2 separate regions of the Homo sapiens genome follow, and region 2 is linked to region 1. A link is an interaction called in ENCODE POLR2A ChIA-PET data of the cell type or tissue named here. Cell type or tissue: endothelial cell of umbilical vein. All regions are shown on one strand. Links, peaks and the distances in the headings refer to the core of each region. The heading gives the core; the rest is flanking DNA.

Region 1 (6,930 bases), core at 2,374-4,873:
TTTAAAACTCCTGATTCACTTGAAAACAATACTCTGAAGAAGTGTTCTCCCAAATAGTTTTTTGTTGTTATTGTTGTTTTTAAACTACATATGTATGCCTGACTTTTGGCAAACTTATTTTAGAAAATGTCAAACTATCCAATGTACTCATAAACAAACAAACAAAAAAAGCTCCAAATTATATCTAAATTATTTTATGGCATCTAATGACATAAAAAAATAAAGATACCTAAAAGGTTCAGAATTTAATGTGCTCTATGGGTAAGTGCCGAAAATATATTAGCTCATTTTAGCAGTACCTAATCAGAGGAAGAGATGAGGCCAAGAAGTCAAATATTACAAGTTCACAGTGATGAAGCTTCCAGCAGGAAAAATTTTTACATTCTAAGAAAAGTTAAAGATGAATTAAAAAGTTGCTGCAATGGCCGGGCACAGAAGCTCATGCCTGTAATCCCAGCACTTTGGGAGGCCGAGGCAGGCAGATCACGAGGTCAGGAGTTTGAGACCAGCCAGACCAACATGGTGAAACCCCATCTCTACCAAAAATACAAAAATTAGCCGGGCTTGATGGTGCATGCCTGTAATCTCAGCTACTCGGAAGGCTGGGGCAGGAGAAGTGCTTGAACCCAGGAGGCAGAGGTTGCAGTGAGCCGAGATCACGCCACTGTACTCCAGCCTGGGCGACAAAGCGAGACTCCGTCTCAAGAAAAAAAAAAAAAAAGTTGCTGCAATGTTTTAAAACAGCTAGCAAAGCAAAACCACCAGTATATCATGGAATAAGTTCCTTGATTAACCAATCTCTCTTCATCATTAATAATATCCAACATATTTATTGGGAATTTTATGATTTTCCCTTAGAGGAAAAAAAACAAAACATTCCTTCTAACATGACTGATTAATAAAAAAACAGGATTTGACTTCACAGAAATTTGATTTGTTGTCAACTCTGACAAACAATATAGGAATACCTACAGCAGAAATACAACATGTTCATCACAAGTCAATCACATACTTACTCTGTTACTATGGTCACTGACTTTGATGATTGGCTCATTTTTTCTAAGATCCCATACAGTGGCCCGGCCACTGGGACTGGCTGATGCTAAAATATGCTGAACTTGTCTGTTCCATGCAATGCAGCTGATATCTTCTGGCGGCTACAAGGAAGAAACAGTTAATAAAAACTGCTTGTTTCTCTATTATAATCAAATTTAACTGTAAAATTGGATCCTTCATTTTGAAAAGTGTATTACTTAAAAATCTGATCCATTTATGCCACAAATTTGCTTTATAGTCCTACATCTCTACATTCTCAACACATAAAATTATATGACTTAAAATGCAGGTACATACCACTTCAAGTGTATTATCTTGTTTCATAATATCTCATTCAACAAGAATTTTATTGAATTTCTGCTATAAACCAAGTACTGTTTCTTTACTTTGCAACTGCTGCAAGGTAGATTATGGACCACAAAGTAGATGTTGGTGACTATGACAGAAAACTAGGCAGGGCAAAATTACAGCCTAGACCATTAGCAAAATACCTTTATAAATGGTAGTGCATATGCTGTCATTATGCTACCTCTCAGATTGCCAAAATGTTAGAGCCAGTTACAATGGCTACTCAAGTTGGATAGCCTATACAACATAAAGAAACTCAGGGAAGAACAGGAGAAGACTGTTGTTACCAAACTTAATAGAAATACACAAGCAAAGGGCTTGAGGTATTTATTTTAAACCTTGTCTTCCATGGTCTTGTCTAAGTGTGTTTTAAGAAGGTTGGTTGTTGCCAAAACACAGAGCAACTATCACACAAAGAACAAAAATAATTATACTATATCTAAGACAATTATTAAGGATTTTTGTTCATTTTGTTTACTACTGTATGCCTAGTACAATGACCAGTGTCTACCAGGTGGTAGGTACTAAATAAATATTTACTCTTGATGGACTCACTGATACTTTGAAGAAACATATTTATTAATTACTGAAGAAAAATCAGTAATATCTAAACAATGATTTTAAACATATATGTTTTGTGTGAGAAGCCTTAAAAGTGAAATAAGTAGGTTTAGGAGAACTACTTTTGGCTTTTTTGATTACAATGATCAAAATCAATATAAAAATACCTGTGTTTTGGCTCCTGGTGTCATTGGGGTTGCAAAATTATTTAGATCCCATATGTAGATTTCAGATTCATTAGCACCAGAAGCTACCAGATTAGTCTGCAAGAAGAAACCATAACTAAATAGCACTTATGAATAATTAAGAAAATTCAGAATAACTCAGTTCAGAGCTAGAAAGATATTAGATGTAGCATACACAATTTTTCTATTTAATTTGAAAAGTGAAAAACATATGCATGAATTTCTAAATTATGCATAATTCTTTCAAAATTTAAAGTTTTCTAGAAAAACATAAAATTCTACTTAACAAAGACAAAAGATGTCTACTGAGAACAAATTAATTTTAATGCAAGATATTATTTTAAAAATTATATGGATAAATTCTTTTTTTTTTTTTTTTTTTTGAGATGGAGTTTTGCTCTTGTTGCCCAGGCTGGAGTGCAATGGTGCAATCTCAGCTCACCACAACTTCCGCCTCCCGGGTCCAAGTGATTCTCCTGCCTCAGCCTCCCGAGTAGCTAGGATTACAGGCATGCACCACCACTCCCGGCTAATTCTGTATTTTTAGTAGAGACGGGGTTTCTCCATGTTGGTCAGGCTGGTCTCAAACTCCTGACCTCAGGTGATCCACCTGCCTCGGCCTCCCAAAGTGCTGGGATTACAGGCGTGAGCCACCAAACCTGGCTGGATAAATTCTTAATCAGTCATGCAACCATGTGAGGATTACTGTTTGTATCTTTGCATCTCTGGAAGGAGATTTAATTATAAGATTAAAAAGGTCATCAATTATTGCTTTCAGAAAAAGCTGAATCCTAAAACTGTGGCATCTTTCTCAGGATACCTCAAAGCCAGCTTCCAGAGCTGAATCAATACAGCACTAGTAAAATCTCTTGTCATAACTCTTCACATATTTCTAGTTCATATACACTCAATCTTATTCCAGGTGGCAATATTTCTAGGTTTTCTCTGGTACATACCTTAAGGGTCAAAAAGAACCTGAAATTGTAATATAAAGTACAGGAAGATAATGGGCTTCATATACTGACCTTCATCCACTACTATTTACTCTTACAAATTATTCTCTATCAGTTGGCATATAACTAAAAAAAGGGAGACATTCTATGGTAGTAGCTACCTATAACACAAAATACTTTATTAAAAATCATCAGCTGTTCAATACAATTAACAAAGGAGTTAGCTAAAGAGCAGATACCACAAACTATAGAAACGAAGGCTGGGCACAGTGGCTCATGCCTGTAGTCACAGCACTTTGGGAGGCTGAGGCAGACAGACCACTTGAGCCCAGGAGTTTGGGACCAGCTTGACCAACACGAAAAAACCCTGTCTCTACAAAAATTAGCCAGGTGTTGTGGCTCATGCCTGTAGTCCCAGCTACTCAGGTGGCTGAGACAGAAGACTTGCTTGAGCCCAGGAGGTCAAGACTGCAGTGAGTCATGAGCCACTGCAGTCCAGCCTGGCAGAGGGAGCAAGACGCTGTTTCAAAAAACAAAAAACAACAACAAAAAAGAAATAAACAAGTTGGGTTTCTGTATTGCTATACCCTAAGTATCTATTTATAATATAAGAAAAGGAACTATTTAAAATTTTCTTAATACTCATTTTTGGTTGTTATAATCTAGTATCCTATTAACTCAAGGTCTTTTTTTTTTTTCCAGACAGGGTCTCTATGTGTCACCCAGGTTGCAGTGCAGTGGTGTGATCATAGCTCACTGCAGCGTAGACCTCCCAGGCTAAAGCCATCAACCTACCTCAGCCTCCCGTGTAGCTGAGACTACAGGCGTGTGCCACCATGTTCTGCTAATTGTTTGCATTTTTTGTAATGACAGGGTTTCACCATCCTGTTCAGGCTAAGATCGTTATTAAGCTGTGCATTTATATAATTAACAACCAGAAATGTTTATGAAGGCAACAGTACAAAGAATCTTAATTGACTATTTGTTAAATCTGCATTACATTTCTTTTTTCTTTTTTTGAGTTTTGCTCGTTGCCCAGGCTGGAGTGCAATGGCACGATCTCAACTCACTGCGATCTCCGCCTCCCGGGTTCAAGCGATTCTCCTGCCTCAGACTCCCGAATAGCTGGGATTACAGGTGCCTGCCACCATGCCCGGCTAATTTTTGTATTTTTAGTAGAGACGGGGTTTCACCACGTTGGCCAGGCTGGTCTCGAACTCCTGACCTCATGATCTGTCTGCCTCGGCCTCTCAAAGTGCTGGGATTACACAGGTGTGAGCCACATGCCCAGCCATTACATTTAATTTCTAATTATTTCATAGAGTATTAATCTCTGTCATAAACATAAAATTTCTCAATTAATAAAACAGTGAATTAACCTGGACATCACAGCACCAGCCTAATGCTGACCTAGCATGAACTTTTAAAAGGCAAGGTTTCCAACCTATAGGGATCTTAATGTTTATAAAATGTCTAATCAAATGGCGTGACATCTTCAGACTTAAACCTATTAGCCAGCTGGGCACAGTGGCTCACGTCTGTAATCCCAGCACTTTGGGAGGCCGAGGCGGGCGGATCACAAGGTCAAGAGATCGAGACCATTCTGGCCAACATGGTGAAACCCCATCTCTACTAAAAGTACAAAAATTAGCTGGGCGTGGTGGCAGGCGCCTGTAATCCCAGCTACTCGGGAGGCTGAGGCAGGAGAATCACTTGAACCCAGGAGGCAGAGGTTGCAGTGAGCCAAGATCATGCCACTGCACTCCAGCCTGGTGACAGAGCGAGACTCCGTCTCAAAAAAACAAAAACAAAAACAAAAACAAAAACCTATCAGCCGGATCCTTTTCATGGAGGTAGTATTTTTAACCCTGATCTCAACTCTGAACCCACCATTCTTTAAACAAACACTCGTCAACCTGTATAGCCACAGTTTTTTAACTTTCAATTCCAAAACTGAGGCATAGTAGATTCATATACTGATTTCAAATGAGCAGCACATAGTCTAAGAATTATGAAATGTTAAAGTCTTAACCTGGAAAATGTTCACATCCAAGGCTCTCACTGGGCCAGTATGCTTGTCATTCTGGGCAATCACAACTTCCTTGTCTCCAGCTATAATTTTAGAAGGATCATAGAGAATAATATTTCCATTTTCACCACCTGCAATCAGAACTCCAGAGACATCTCCTTTGGAATCCATTTTATAAGGCCCCCAAATCAACTTGTGGTACCTACAGGAGAAAATGAATAAAATCATTCATTCTTAAAGTCAAATAAATGTAGACAAAAAATTGAAATTATACACTTAATTTTTAATGTTTTCATAAACAATCCAAATATATTACTTTCCCACCACTCCTGGTAACTATGTATGACTTTGGTGTAATAGTATTTCATTTTTTATTTATACTCATATTTGCATATGTGATTTTGTAATCCTTAAAGAGTAAAAACTCTTGTAAGGTAGTGTAACAAAATATACTTGAGTTGTGTGTCAAAAAATATGAGCTTAAGAATGATTTTACCATTTAGAAACTGTGAGACCCTAAGTTACTTAATCTTCTTAAATTGCCTCTGGTTCATTGTAAAATAGAGCTAATCAATCACTTCCCTCGAAAGGTAAAAACACTCTTTATTTGACTATAGAAGGGTCTCATGCTTTGACCTTTGTCTGAAAAAAAAAAAAAGGGGGGGTCACTAACAAGTGGTCTGTTAAATAGTAAAGGTGTTAAAGGAGTCATGTGAAATTTTCTAAGAAAAAGAATGTATTCTAATGGTAGAAAAATGACATCAAGATTATAACAAGTACCCCTACTATTAGAGAATAAAATATATGGTCCAGAATGGAGATGAAATATGAAGGCAGAAAGGTATACGATGATACAGATGGTAGTAAGCAGAAAAACTACTAGACAAAAGGTATCTGGGGTTCCCATCCCACTGTGACAGCTCTGAAGAATATGAGCGGTCCCATGAAACTGCATGATTTGAGCTATATTCTGTCAGCTAAAGAGCAATCTCTTTAAACCCTGCTAATATATTGAGGCAATAAAGCTTATTTTATTACTGAAATGAAGACCTCCTTTCTCTGCATTACAATAGGGCATAAGTACTTGAAAGTATGATCCAAATACCTAGTTACCTAGTGTATTAGAAATCGTGTCAACAAAACTGTGAGATATATTTCTAAATATCGTAACAGAAGAAAATAAAAATAAGCTACCATTCAGAGATAATCACTATTAATACTTACGATGACTACTCCTTTTCTAGTCACATCTACCTTTTTGTAAACAGGCACAATAAAGGAGATAGAAAAAAGAACTCTATACAAAATTAGCCAGGCATGGTGGCACATGCCTGTAATCCCAGCTACTCGGGAGGCTGAGGCAGGAGAATTGCTAGAACCTAGGAGGCAGAGGTTGTGGTGAGCCGAGATTGCGCCATTGCACTCCAGCCTGGGCAACAAGAGTGAAACTCCATCTCAAAAAAAAAACAAAAACAAAAAAAACCACACACACACCAAAAAAACAGAAAAAAATGCTAGAAACTACAGCCTCTCCTTCCTACCTTACATGTAACAGCAATAAAAAAGCCAACAGAACATACTGGCCAAGCGTGATTCCTCATGCCTATAATCTCAGCACTTTGGGAGGCTAAGGTGGGTGGATTGCTTGAGGTCAAGAGTTCAAAACCAGCCTGGCCAACATGGCAAAACCCTGTCGCTACTAAAGACACAAAATTAGCTGGGCAAGGTGGTGTGCACCTGTAATCCCAGCTACTCGGGAGGCTGAGGCACAAGAATTGCTTGAGCCTGGAAGGTGGAG
Region 2 (6,930 bases), core at 1,805-4,304, 58 kb before region 1:
GAGAGCAGGTGCCCTGCTACCAGTGGCAGGTAGTTTTATACACTCATACTCATTTTTTTTTCTTTGAGATGGAGTCTTGCACTGTCGCCCAGACTGCAGTGCAGAGGCGCGATCTCTGCTCACTGCAAGCTCCGCCTCCTAGGTTCACGCCATTCTCCTGCCTCAGCCTCCAGAGTAGCTGGGACTACAGACACCTGCCACCACGCCCGGCTAATTTTTTGTATTTTTAGTAGAGGCGGGGTTTCACCATGTTAGTCAGATGGTCTCGATCTCCTGACCTCGTGATCTGCCCGCCTCAGCTTCCCAAAGTGCTGGGATTACAGGCGTGAGCCACCGCGCCCGGCCTATACACTCATATTCTTAAATAAATCTTTGGGTTGGCCAGGGCTCCACTGCCACCTACTCGTTTCTCATCTTTTGGAAAATAGTTTTTTTTTGGTAGAATGACACCAAATATGCCATTGTCATGTCAAGATAAACATGCAACTGCAAAACAAATTCTAACTATAAGGGTGATTAATTAAAAAAAAAAACTTGAAGCCAGTCCACTCTGCAGATGGTCTTGGGCTGATACTACTGTTCAGGGTCAAATCCAGAGGGTCACTTTGTCACTTCAACGAGTAGTGGAACTGACTCACACTATCTTTTTATTTTTATTTATTTATTTATTTTTGAGACGGAGTCTCGCTCTGTTGCCCAGGCTGGAGTGCAGTGGCACGATCTTGGCTCACTGCAATCTCCGCCTCCTGGGTTCAAGCAATTCTCTGCCTCAGCCTCCCGAGTAGCTGGGATTACAAGCGCCTGCCACCACTCCGGCTAATGTTTTTGTATTTTTAGTAGAGACGCGGTTTCACCATCTTGGCCAGGCTGGTCTTGAACTCCTGACCTCGAGATCCACCTGCCTTGGCCTCCCAAAGTGCTGGGATTACAGGCGTGTGACTCACACTATCAAGTGCATAGGAAACCAATGAGCTAGGTGACAATATATCCATTTATAAGTCTAGATAGTCCATTCCTGAGACTCCAACATATGTACATGCTATCAAGGTACTCTTTTTTTTTTTTTTCTTTCTTTTTTGGGACAGGGTGTCTGTCACCCAGGCTGGAGTGAAGTGGCACAATTACAGCTCACTGCAGCCTTGACCTCTGGGGCTCAAGGGATCCTCCCGCCTCAGCCTCCCAAGTAGCTGGGACCACAGGCATGTGTCACCACATCGGGCTAATTTTTTTTATTTTTAGTAGAGACACGGTCTCACTACAGCCCAGGCTAGTCTTGAACTCCTGGGCTCAAGTGATCCTCCTGCCTCTTCTCCCAAAGTGCAGGGATTACAGGTGTGAGCCACTGCACCCAGCCAGGGTAATTTTTTAAAATGCAGCATGTATTTGTTGAGTAGGGAATCTTGGCAAATAGAATCAAGAGGTTCTTGCAAACTATTTCACTCAGGCTGAAGAAAATTGACTTAACTTACTCCACAGTGTTTATTTTCTAGTTTTTTAACCCTCTTAAGGAATATTGCATAAACTATGAAAATTATTATCTAACTCTTCTCCAGATTCTACAGGGACCATTAATTTTTTGTTTACCACACTGTTCTTTTATTTATTTATTTATTTTGAGATGGAGGCTGTTGCCCAGGCTGGAGTGCAATGGTGCGATCTCGGTTCACTGCAACCTCCGCCTCCCAGGTTCAAGCGATTCTCCTGCCTCAGCCGCCCGAGTAGCTGGGATTACAGGCATGTGCCACCACGTCTGGCTGGCTAATTTTGTATTTTTAGTAGAGATGGGGTTCCTCCATGTTGGTCAGGCTGGTCTTGAACTCCTGACCTCAGGTCATCCGCCTGCCTTGGCCTCTGAAAGTGCTGGGATTACAGGCGTGAGCCACCGCGCCCGGCCTTACCACACTGTTCTTAAGACAGATGATAATAAAGTCACTTGACAGAAAAACTGGGTGCAAAATGTGTGGCTTTGATTTACAGGCTGACTGAAATTAAAGCTTTCTTTCTGAACTTAAACCTCAAAGCTACAGGTAATTTTTTTTTTTTTTTTTGAGAAAGAGTTTTGCTCTTATTGCCCAGACTGGACAGCAATGGCGTGATCTCGGCTCACCGCAACCTCCGCCTCCCGGGTTCAAGCAATTCTCCTGCCTCAGCCACCCAAGTAGCTGGGATTATAGGCATGCGCCACCACGCCCGGCTAATTCTGTACTTTTAGTAGAGACAGGGTTTCTCCATGTTGGCCAGTCTGGTCTCGAACTCCCGACCTCTGCCTGCTTCGGCCTCTCAAAGTGCTGGGATTACAAGCGTGAGCCACCATGCCTGGCACAGCTATAGGTAATTTAAACAAAATAGGTGAAAAAATTTCTAGCTATAAAATGGACACAATTTAGTCTTAAAACTCAAACAGAATATTGAAACATTTACAAATAGAAAAAAGCTCAATGCATTCTACAGAACAAAAATGTCCAGTCTTTTCCTATATAGTTAAAGCCAGTGATCCCATTTTTATTAATATCTGCTAAAACCCATGTAGCAGTTTGTAGATGTAGTTATTTACTCAGGAATCCTAAGACACAAAAAATAAACTAAATTTTAAGCAGCTGTTTCAAAAAAGACTATACACACATAAAATAGGATTACACACTTTAATCTGATTGACACTGAGGAAGTAGGGAGGACATGAAAGAAATTTAGTTTTAGCTCTGCTTTATGCATAACCAGATGCTCCTTTTCTAAAAAGTATATTGAGGTTTTAAAAAACACATTTATCAGAATACTTCAGGAAACCATACTATGTGTAATCCAGGAAATACACTATTTGCAGAATAGGAAAATCATCACTGGCAACAAAAGATTAAAACAAAAATAAAGCACCAGGGTTCTGAGCAGTTCTAAGGTGAGTATATCAGCAGAAATAGTGTAAATGCTCTTGACTGGTTGCTATGCAAACATGCTAATGAGGACTAGTCCATGTCTTATAATTTTTTTTTTTAACATGTTTCTTTGGAAAAATGGCAATATTGAGTGGAAGAGAAGCTGTCCTTTTAGACACCCAGCTTATTGGCCTGGGTGAGAACAACTTTGAGAACTGGCATGAAAGCAGAGGTCTCACTGAAGTTGCTGGTGCTAACTATGTGGGTATGCATGGTCAATCCTTCTGAGTAGTTTCGAGTTTCAATGCTCCTTGCAATGTTGTGTAAACCACTGGTGATTGTTGGTGAAAGCTGAAACAAAAGTGAACCAAGAGAAAGAATTAAATTAAGGGATAACTTCCCATGAGATCCTCCATAAACATTAAACCCAGATATTTAAGTGGAATTTGAAACAAACATTATAAAAATATATAAACCATTTAGCATTTCTAGAAAGTTTCTTGAACCAAGCAACAGTTATCAAGTACAACCACAACAAAATGATTTACATAAATAAGTTATTTATGAATTATACATGTATAAGCCAGGTATTTTCTTACAGAAAAGCAGCCCGATTTCCTCTCCAAACTGAAATGCTAATTTCTCTCTCCACTTAAGAGAGCTTCAGACCTTTAAAAAATTCTCCTATGCACAAAAAGGAGATTAAAGATTCTTAATCATAATATCTCAAAGGAAGGGCCCAAATTTACTAATTCTTACCTGCTTTTTATAATCCTGTCATCTCTTAAAACTATAAAACCTGTAGTTTTTTACTATGTCATTACTTGGCATAGGTGTCCATACTTTACAGAAGACTTTATTTGGATTTTTTTTTTTTGAGATGGAGTCTCACTCTGTCACCCAGGCTGGAGTACAGTGGTGCGATCTCGACTCACTGCAACCTCCGCCTCCCGGGTTCAAGCGATTCTCCTGCCTCAGCCTCCTGAGTAGCTAGGACTACAGCCGTGTGCCACCATGCCCAGCTAATTTTTGTATTTTTAGTAGAGACGGGGTTTTGCCATGTTGGCCAGGCTGGTCTCAAACTCCTGACCTCAGGTGATCTGCCCGCCTCAGCCTCCCAAAGTGCTGGGATTACAGGCGTGAGCCACCATGCCTGGCCTATTTTGATCTCATTTTTAAAAAATGTTTTAATATATACTCATCTAGATGTATACGCTAATTGTATCTTCTGTTTTTTTTTTTTTTTTTTGGAAATGCGGTCTTGCTATGTTGCCCAGGCTGGTCTCAAACTCCTGGGCTCCAGTGATCCTCCCGCATCAGCCTCCTCAGTAGCTGGGATTACAGGCATATCCCACTGTGCCCACCGAGAAGACTTTATTTTGGATCAGTCCAAGGACCACACTACTTCCACTGTTATATCAACTTTCTTTAGTTTGGTTCTCATGAGAGAAATGGTTATTTTCATCTGATGGAACTGAGTGTGGGGAATGGGTTAGAGGAATGCTGAAATGGAAAAAATAAAAAGAAAGTCCCACTTCTTTTTTTCTTCTCCTTTCCTAGTGCTTTCATTAATAAAACAAGACAATTTTAGAAAAGAATGGTGAGGTGGGGACAAGAGAACAAACGTAGTGAACTGACTTCTTACTCCTGGCTATCTTCATAGTTACAGCACATTACCCTATTCATCTTGTGGCTACATTTGGCTTTGCTTTTGTATAATGGCTATCCTAAAAGAAAAGGGTCAAGAGTCTTAGACTATGATAAAGATTATAGATTTAGTCCCTGGAAAACAGAGTATCTGCATACTCTTTGATTTCTTGTAACTGGGCCATATAAAAGGAACAGCAGAAGGTCAGCTACCTTATGGCCAACACAGGCCAGTTTGTATTTATACTCTTGTTATGAGAGGGTTAAAATGTCTCTCTCAACACACCCACACAAACACACACACACACACCCGTATCCCCTTAACCCCAGTGAGTGGAATTTATGATTCAACACAGCCATGCCCATTCTCTAAATGTCATGACAATTTTGCCCCCATGCATACTAAATGGGAGTGCTGATAAGACAACTGTTTTACTAGCAACTAGGAATAAATGATTATCATAAATCCTTTTCCTCCAAAACTTACTGTCTGTTCCCTAAGTTTATCATACAGAAACTCCAAACGTTTGCTGGCATCATCTAGCTTCCTCTTGGTTTGCTGCAGGAAAGAAAAAATAGATGTTATATTTGAACATTAACTTTTAACCTAAGAACTTGCCCTATCTCATTGCACTAAACCTTATACTTAAAATGTTGAATGGCTTCATTTTATAAAGAAATGGAGGCAACTACAACTAAGAAACTTGAACAGATTATGGCCGGGCGTGGTGGCTCACGCCTGTAATCCCAGCACTTTGGGAGACCAAGGCAGGCAAATCATGAGGTCAGGAGTTTGAGACCAGCCTGGTCAACATGGTGAAACCCTGTCTCTACTAAAAATACAAAAAATTTGCTGGGCGTAGTGGCAGGCGCCTGTAATCCCAGCTAGTCGGAAGGCTGAGGCAGGAGAATTGCTTGAACCCAGGAGGTGGAGGTTGCAGTGAGCCGAGATCACGCCACTGCACTCCAGGCCCAGGCGACAGTGCAAGACTCCGTCTCAAAAAAAAAAAAAAAAAAAAAAGAAACTTGAACAGATTATTAGAACAGAGATCAATCATCTATCAAGGGTGGAGGGTGGAGGGGACTGGGATGAGGAGAGGATGAGACTTACTTCCAGTGCATGAAAGAGTACTGATTGGATTTCATATGAACTGCAAACTCACTTGATAAGGTATATATGCATGTTTGCTTGCACTATATTCACAAGCATCAGGAGGCAGCAATGGGTCAGTGTATCACAAAAAAGAAGGTCTAAGTAGTTATTGTCGATTATGGGTGGTAGAAGGCAAACATATAGGTGAACTGTGGAATCTTGTTTTAACCTTTCAAAAATACTACTTAAACACTTAGTTACATTTGTTTAATCCTGCCTTTTTCTAAGCCTTTAAAGCACCAAGAAAGAAAGAAAACTATCTTTTGGCAGCTTAAGATTACTGAGGGAAGTAGTAAAATAAATTATTAAATTAAAAAGCTTTTTTTTCTCTCTACCATAGCACTGTAAAGTATAATCAAAGAAACTATTCTAAAACTAAAACTAACAGTTTTAAAATTACATGATTAACTTAATGTTCTACATTATACCACAGCCTTATGTTAGTTCAATATTTATTGGCTGCTTACTATGTGCTGTACCAGGGACAAAGTCTTGTATGTCATGTAGCTCATATCCCACTGGGTGAGAAAAGATACTAAATGAACAATATATTGCATGTCAGATGGTGATAACTGCTATGAAGAAAAGTTAATAGAGGAAGGGGGCTAAACATGTTGGGAGTTGGGGGTAATAAAGAAAGGCCTGATGGCTAATGGGACATGTGAGCAGAGGCCTTGAACTTGGGAGGAAACAAACAATGCAGATATGTGGAGGAAGAGTTCCAGGCAGAAGGAGCAGCAAGTATAAAGTCCTGACGCTGAAATGCTCTTGGTGTGTTCAAGGAAGGAATGCCAGTGTGCTTGGAGAAGAGAGAGAAGAGACAGGCCATCAAGGATGCTACATACCAAGTTGTGTGGCAAAATTACTTTGTGCTGTTTAGACATAAAGTGAAAATAAGATACATCCATGCTATAAAAACTATTCCAACTACTGATTAAAATGAACTTTTGCGGAAAGGAAACCTTACAATCCTTGCTCAAAGTTAACCTGGCCAGGTGCGGTGGCTCATGCCTGTAATCCCAGCACTTTGAGAGGCCGAGGTGGGCGGATCACCTGATGTTGGGAGTTCGAGACCAGCCTGACCAACATGGAGAAACCCTGTCTCTTCTAAAAATACAAAATTAGCCGGGCGTGGTGGCACATGCCTGTAATTCCAGCTACTAGGGAGGCTGAGGCAGGAGAATCTCTTGAACCTGGGAGGCGGAGGTTGCAGTGAGCCGAGATTGCACCATTGCACTCCAGCCTGGGCAACAAGAGTGA

What was found. Peaks named below come from ENCODE experiments on the same cell type or tissue, not always from the same donor. Only the 100,000 strongest peaks of a DNase experiment are listed, where the experiment ranks them.
Region 2: POLR2A ChIA-PET joins it to region 1 with 6 read pairs; 5 of 35 experiments call an interaction of 5 or more read pairs at or near these places.

Annotation. Positions count from the first base shown.
Region 1 is chr4:82,873,595-82,880,524 of GRCh38, forward strand. SEC31A (SEC31 homolog A, COPII component) reads right to left here. Exons shown (of 27, transcript NM_001077207.4): 4 at 5,136-5,334; 5 at 2,133-2,228; 6 at 1,017-1,157. Among named protein-coding and RNA genes, the nearest start is that of SEC31A, 14 kb to the right of the region's middle. In endothelial cell of umbilical vein, for the core only: no CTCF peak of the experiment used is centred there; no DNase peak of the experiment used is centred there.
Region 2 is chr4:82,816,033-82,822,962 of GRCh38, forward strand. It overlaps SEC31A (SEC31 homolog A, COPII component), which reads right to left. Exons shown (of 27, transcript NM_001077207.4): 26 at 5,005-5,076; 27 at 2,477-3,221. The coding sequence ends at 3,042. Among named protein-coding and RNA genes, the nearest start is that of SCD5, 21 kb to the left of the region's middle. In endothelial cell of umbilical vein, for the core only: no CTCF peak of the experiment used is centred there; no DNase peak of the experiment used is centred there; H3K27ac peaks cover 273 bases.